2 separate regions of the Homo sapiens genome follow, and region 1 is linked to region 2. A link is a contact called in ENCODE Hi-C or POLR2A ChIA-PET data. All regions are on one chromosome and are shown on one strand. Each heading gives the region's core, a stretch centred on a gene start or an enhancer-like site at or near the end of the contact. The rest is flanking DNA. Distances are from core to core; before and after follow the strand shown.

Evidence for each region. A loop is a pair of places that touch in the nucleus more often than their neighbours do. ChIA-PET counts read pairs that join two places held with the same protein, here RNA polymerase II (POLR2A). Pooled maps may share reads with other maps.
Region 1: a loop to region 2 is called in a pooled map, with 6 times the contacts of the local background. The contact joins two enhancer-like sites. A Hi-C loop is called at or near these places in 8 of 50 pooled maps. POLR2A ChIA-PET finds 5 or more read pairs at or near these places in 6 of 52 experiments (AG04449, PC-9, WTC11 and 3 more).

The regions. Positions count from the first base shown.
Region 1 is chr10:31,145,639-31,148,338 of GRCh38, reverse strand. The region is part of intron 2 of LOC105376481 (a long non-coding RNA gene); the gene reads right to left. Among named protein-coding and RNA genes, the nearest start is that of LINC02664, 41 kb to the left of the region's middle. RefSeq lists enhancers at 1,064-1,614, 1,615-2,166. Within about 2 kb of position 1,343, at least 9 of the 41 ENCODE cell types and tissues checked have a DNase peak (open chromatin) inside an H3K27ac peak, as active enhancers do; they include PC-9, where a contact is called at or near this core.
Region 2 is chr10:30,984,355-30,987,210 of GRCh38, reverse strand. ZNF438 (zinc finger protein 438) reads left to right here. Exons shown (of 7, transcript NM_001143768.2): 2 at 2,785-2,842. Among named protein-coding and RNA genes, the nearest start is that of ZNF438, 46 kb to the left of the region's middle. Within about 2 kb of position 1,475, at least 7 of the 41 ENCODE cell types and tissues checked have a DNase peak (open chromatin) inside an H3K27ac peak, as active enhancers do; they include PC-9, where a contact is called at or near this core.

The sequences.
Region 1 (2,700 bases), core at 94-2,593, 160 kb before region 2:
ATTGCTTGTAGGTGACAGAATTAGAATATGAACTGGGCGGTGTGACTTTAGGCTTGTCTTTTTTTTTTTTTTTCTTTTTTTTTTTTTTAGAGATGAGGTCTCACCATGATGCCCAGGCTGGTCTCCTGAACTCCTGAACTCAAGTGATCCTTCTGCCTTGGCCTCTCAAAGTGCTGGGATTATAGGCATGAGCCACTACCACTACCCCGAGCTTTTTTTTTTTTTTCTTTTGAAACAGGATCTCACTCTGTCACCCAAGCTGGAGCACAATGGTGTTATCACTGCTCACTGCAGTCTCTACCTCCTGGGCTCAAATGATCCTTCCACTTCAGCCCCACAAGTAACGGGACTACAGGCATGTGCCACCACGCCCAGCTAGTTTCTATTTTTTGTAGAAGCAGGGTCTCACTATGTTGCCCAGGCTGGTCTCGAACTCCTAGGCTCATATAATTCTTCTGCCTCAGCCTCCCAAAGTTGTTATGATTACAGACCTGAGCCACTGTGCCTGGTCCCTGGGCGAGTCCTAACCATGTGCCATCCTCCCCTTGGGCTTCCTACACTAGTCTAATGGAGGAGCCCTGCTCAGGTGAGAATGCCATTTCCCTGGCCATTCATGAGCTGGAATCCAGTAGTCACTCAGAAAATACTAATTCCTTGTCCCTTCCTTTCCCATCAATCCTATCTTACAGTCATACAGGAGAACTTATTTTAAAGAAAGACTCTTCTTAGGGTTAGGAAAGAGAACAACCTATTTGAGGGGATCTTCCCCTTTAGTTGCATGAAGACTTAAAAGGGTAGAGCAGATCAGTATCTCTACAATGTATGAGTCCCCATATGCTGATGATGGTTGCATTATGTATTTCAGTAACGATCCTTGTCAGACTCTAAAACACTGGTGTGACTCACCAGATACATGCTCAAAGCTTCTCACATTTAATATCCTGGGAAAATAGCTCATCCACCCTGCTAATGGAAGCCCTCTGAAGTTGCCCCTGGGGATCCAGGGGTGACTATGTTGTTTCATCTTCCCGGGAGTGGCTTTTTGGTGTGTGTTTTTATTTGTTCTGGAAAGAGGTCAGAAGCAAAGAGGAAGTGTCTTTTCCATCCTAGAACACACCAAATCAGGAATGAAACCTATGATAATTCCAGCCAGCTGGACCCAAGTCCCCTGCAACAAAACTGTCTCACCCCACAGTGGACCCACTAAACAGATGGAAGGGCAGAGGAAAGACATACTGACACAGAAGGGTCAGAAAAGGGACTCACACATTAGTTGCACATCAGGTTGTCAGTCACCACTGATGAGTCGCTGCTCTGGATTCTGTCTGATCTTTCATGGACATAAACCTGGGGCTCTTGTGGCTTTGTCAGAGTAAATATCGTGTTTTTTGCAGTCTGGAGGATGGTTGTATATACTCAGAAGACCCTGGAAACCGTGAGTCCAGAGTGGCTGGCCACCCCAGATGAGATTATTCTTGATCCCAGATTTCACTGAAGGAAACCAAAGCCAATAGGCTGTTTGGGGGCTCTGCACGTGCGCGTGCGTGCGTGCGTGTGTGTGTGTGTGTGTGTGCGTGTGTGTACGCGCATGTGCGCCTAACCGGCTGTTCAAAACGTCCTTCGGAGGATTCCTGCTTTGAGACTCCAGCCCTGCAGGCAGCACGCAGCCCCTCCACCACATCCTGCCTCTCCACTTCCTCCCCTCCTTTCCCAACTCCGAAAGCCAAGATGGGAAGTCTCTCACGACCCTGTGGCTTGGCGGGGAAGAGGCCTGAACTTGATACAGCTGGCTTTTCTGGGGCCTGGTAAGAGCATTTCTCCCTGAGTCTGGGCTTCTTCGCTTACCTATTTTTAGACGTGTGCTGCAGACTTTTTTGAGGGCTCAGACAGGAGTCTCTGGCGAGGCTAGTCCACGCCAGGCATGAGACTCGTGCACAGCAAGGTCTGCTGCACACCTGAGCAGGGATCCAGGGAGCAGTTACATGTGGTTTGATTGAAAGTCAAAAGGAAGACAAATAAACAGCCTTTGGCAACTCCCTCGCTACCCCCCAAGAACAAAGTTCTGGGTTTTCCCTTCCACCTTAGCAGCAAGTCATGAAAGGTGGCTGAAGGAGCGTGACCTGGGAATCTGGGCACATTGAAGAGGCAGCATGGCAGGAATGTCACAGGCAGTAACTAGGACCTCTAACAGCTGATCACAGAGCACTTAGGCAGGCCTGGGCGGGGAGCTGTCTCTCCAGCCCCACTTCTTGCCAGTTAGTCCCCATGAGGCAGGCACTCCCTCCTTGATCTCCCTGACCTCCCCGCTCACCAACTCAGGGCTTTACACCTGTCGCTTACCTGCTCTGTGTCCTTCAAGACCTAGGTCAAATGTCACCATACGCTTTATTATCTCAAAAAGACCGATGCCTGGCTGTTACTGTCTCCAGACTGCAAGAAGTTGAGGGACAGGGACCATGTCTTATTCATCCGTATACTGCAGGTGTGCCAGAGATTAAATGTGCTAGGTGGGTGCAGGGACATGACAGGGATGTGTGGGAGACCAGGCTGGAGGCACAGTTTGGGGCCAGCTTGTAAAGCGTCACAGGAAATCCCACATAACAAGTGTTTGGTGAAAGCTGAACGAATGAATGATCAAATGACATGCAAAAAAAAGATGTTATCATTTAAGGCCAAGAATCAGCAAATAGCCACTAGAAA
Region 2 (2,856 bases), core at 226-2,725:
AATGTTGGGATTGCAGGTGTGAGCCACCACACCCAGCCTTAGTTCAATTTTTTTAACCCTGTGTGTGTGTATAAACGTTTGTAAATTTTAATTGGTAGAATGTCACATCTTTTGTGGATTCAGTTGTAAAATATGTTTCCCCCAATTTTGATTGGTAATATATTGCAGTTTTGGGCACAGCTGTGAATTATATGTGAACCACAGCCAAGTCCAAGTTTATTTCTGTTTCACCATTTTTTAAATTTAGTAAGAACATTGTTCTTTCTATGATGCTGTACTCAACCAAGGTTTGTAATTGTGTTATCACTGTAAAAACAAATAGAATTGACCCTTATTATTCACAGATTTTGTTTTCATGAATTCGTCTGCTTACTACAGATTGAGCATCTCTGATCTAAAATCAGAAATGCTCTAAAATCCTAAACTTTTTGAGTGCCAACATGATGCTCAACACAATCCTCAAGGGTCATGCGCAAATGAAATACTCATGGGAGCATTTTGGATTTCAGATTTTTGGATTAGGGATACTCAATAAGTATATAATGCAAATGTTTCAAAATTTTTAAAAACTCTGAATTCAAAACACTTCCGACCCCAAACATTTCAGGGTAAGGGATACTGAACCTATAAAATTTATTTGTAACTGCAAAATCAATACTCATGACACTAGGCATTCAACTGAGTGCATGACTGCAAATGGTACAGAATGGTGAAAAATTTGGATTGCTCAACACATTCCTAGTTGACAAGCTGATTTCCTTCAGCTCTCATACGGTAAACAAGTCTCCTTTTTGTGGTTTATATAGTGCCATGATTTTTGCTTTTTTAGGCTTATGATTTCTGTGTTTAAAATGACTACCCAGTGTGGAACTGAAGTGCTGTATATTGCGCCTAAGTGCAAGAAGGCTGTGATGTGCCTTAAGGAGAAAATGCATGTGATAGATAAACTTATAGTGCTGTTGGCTATGAGTTCAGTGTTAGTGACTCAACAGTGAACAGCCATACATTGCTTAACAACAGGGTTAAATTCTGAGAAATGTATCATTAGGTGATTTTGTCATTGTGAAAGTATCATAGAGTGTACTGATATGAATCTATAGCTTACTATACACGTAGGCTATTTGGTATAGCCTCTTGTTCCTGGGCTACAAACCTGTACAGTGTGTTACTATACTGAATTCGTAGGCAATTGTAACACAATAGTAAATATTTATTTATCTAAACATAGAAAATGTACAGTGAAAATATAGCTTGATAATCTTATGGGACCACCTCCATCATATATGCAGTCTGTTGTTGACTGACACATCATGCAGTGGATGACTATATATTAATAAGGTATCTTGAAACAGAAATATACATAAAATGAGGTTATGTTTGATCAGCTAATTAAAATGTAATCAGAGGCTCTCAGGAGCTCTCAGGAACCCAACCCTGAATTTCCCTTATGAGTAAACAGTTTGGTATTCCCTAATTCAGTGTTCATGGTGACTTCATAGAACTTAACTACTGTGAATAAGGAGAACCAACGGTAATTTTGTCTTTGTTGTTGAACTTCTAAACTGATTTTTAAGTAGCAATTAAAGCAATGTCAAGTGTTTCATATTCTACAGAATGAACTTCCAAAAGCTTTACTTTGGTTTCATGAATTAGATGAAATCATCAAACCATTATTGGAATTAACTGATTTTTCTGGTTGGTACATCTCCTGATGCTGACAGAAAGCTGGCAACATTTAACTGTGAGTTTTTCTGTTAATGGAGCCAACCAGTTTTCACTTTACTTTGATGATGTAAAAGAGACGCTTTAGAATCAGAACTAAGTGCATTTTTTTAAAAAGTCATTGGATCTAGATGAAAAGTCATGCTTTAGAGAATAATACGTAAAACACTTTCTCTGTCCTGTCTGCTTTCATTAAATCCGTGTCTTTAAGCTAGCCATGAGCAGGGAGCAGTATTCAGTATTTCTTCTACCTTCATTCAAGACTGGAGGAGTTAGCTGTCCCTACCTGCTCCTGCCTAGGTATACTTTTTCTGCATGGTGCCTGGGTGCTGTCTTTAAGAATGAAGTATCAGTTACAGTACATTTAGTACATTTAGAAATGGGTTACTGCTAGGTGTCTTAAAGATTTAAGCAAGTTGCGAAATTGACAACTGGCTTCATTGCACATGCATCTCACACATGGCTCAATGAGATTATGGCAGAGCCTAAAAGTACAAGTAAGTCTTAGCATATTTTAATGCTATCATTAAAAAAAATCATTAGAAAATGAAAAATCCAGGACAAATGGTAAATTTGTGGGACACTGGGACAATGGCCGTAAATTGGGACTGTCTCAGGCAAACTGACACACTTTACTAGACATGTGTCCTTTTAAAAATCTTCAAATCCCAAACTCTTGATTACTGTTTTCCTGTCAAAAAGGCTGCGCCCTGAATATGAATCACTTGTTTGTGACTGTTTACTAATTTCCACAGTATTATGCACATGGAAAAGAATGTGAAGCATTCTTCTTAGCCAGTTTTATTCATTGTGGCATTTCTTTTTTTCTGGAACATTTTCTATTTATCTTAAAACTTTTATTAAATTTTGCATGCTTTCATTTTTAAACTAAAGACATGTAATCAACTATGGAATTATTTTCTTCTACATTAGTTCTTTTATTATCTTAATAAAAATATACAGTAATTAAAAATGAAACTTGAAAAGAAGGCACCTTTTACATATATTTGATGAAAATGGATTATCTGAATATGATTATAATAATACTTTGTATTGTTACAGAATTAATTAAAAGGATTTACGGTATATCTTATGACTCTACAGGAGCCTTGGGATATAGGTAAGTGACAAGCA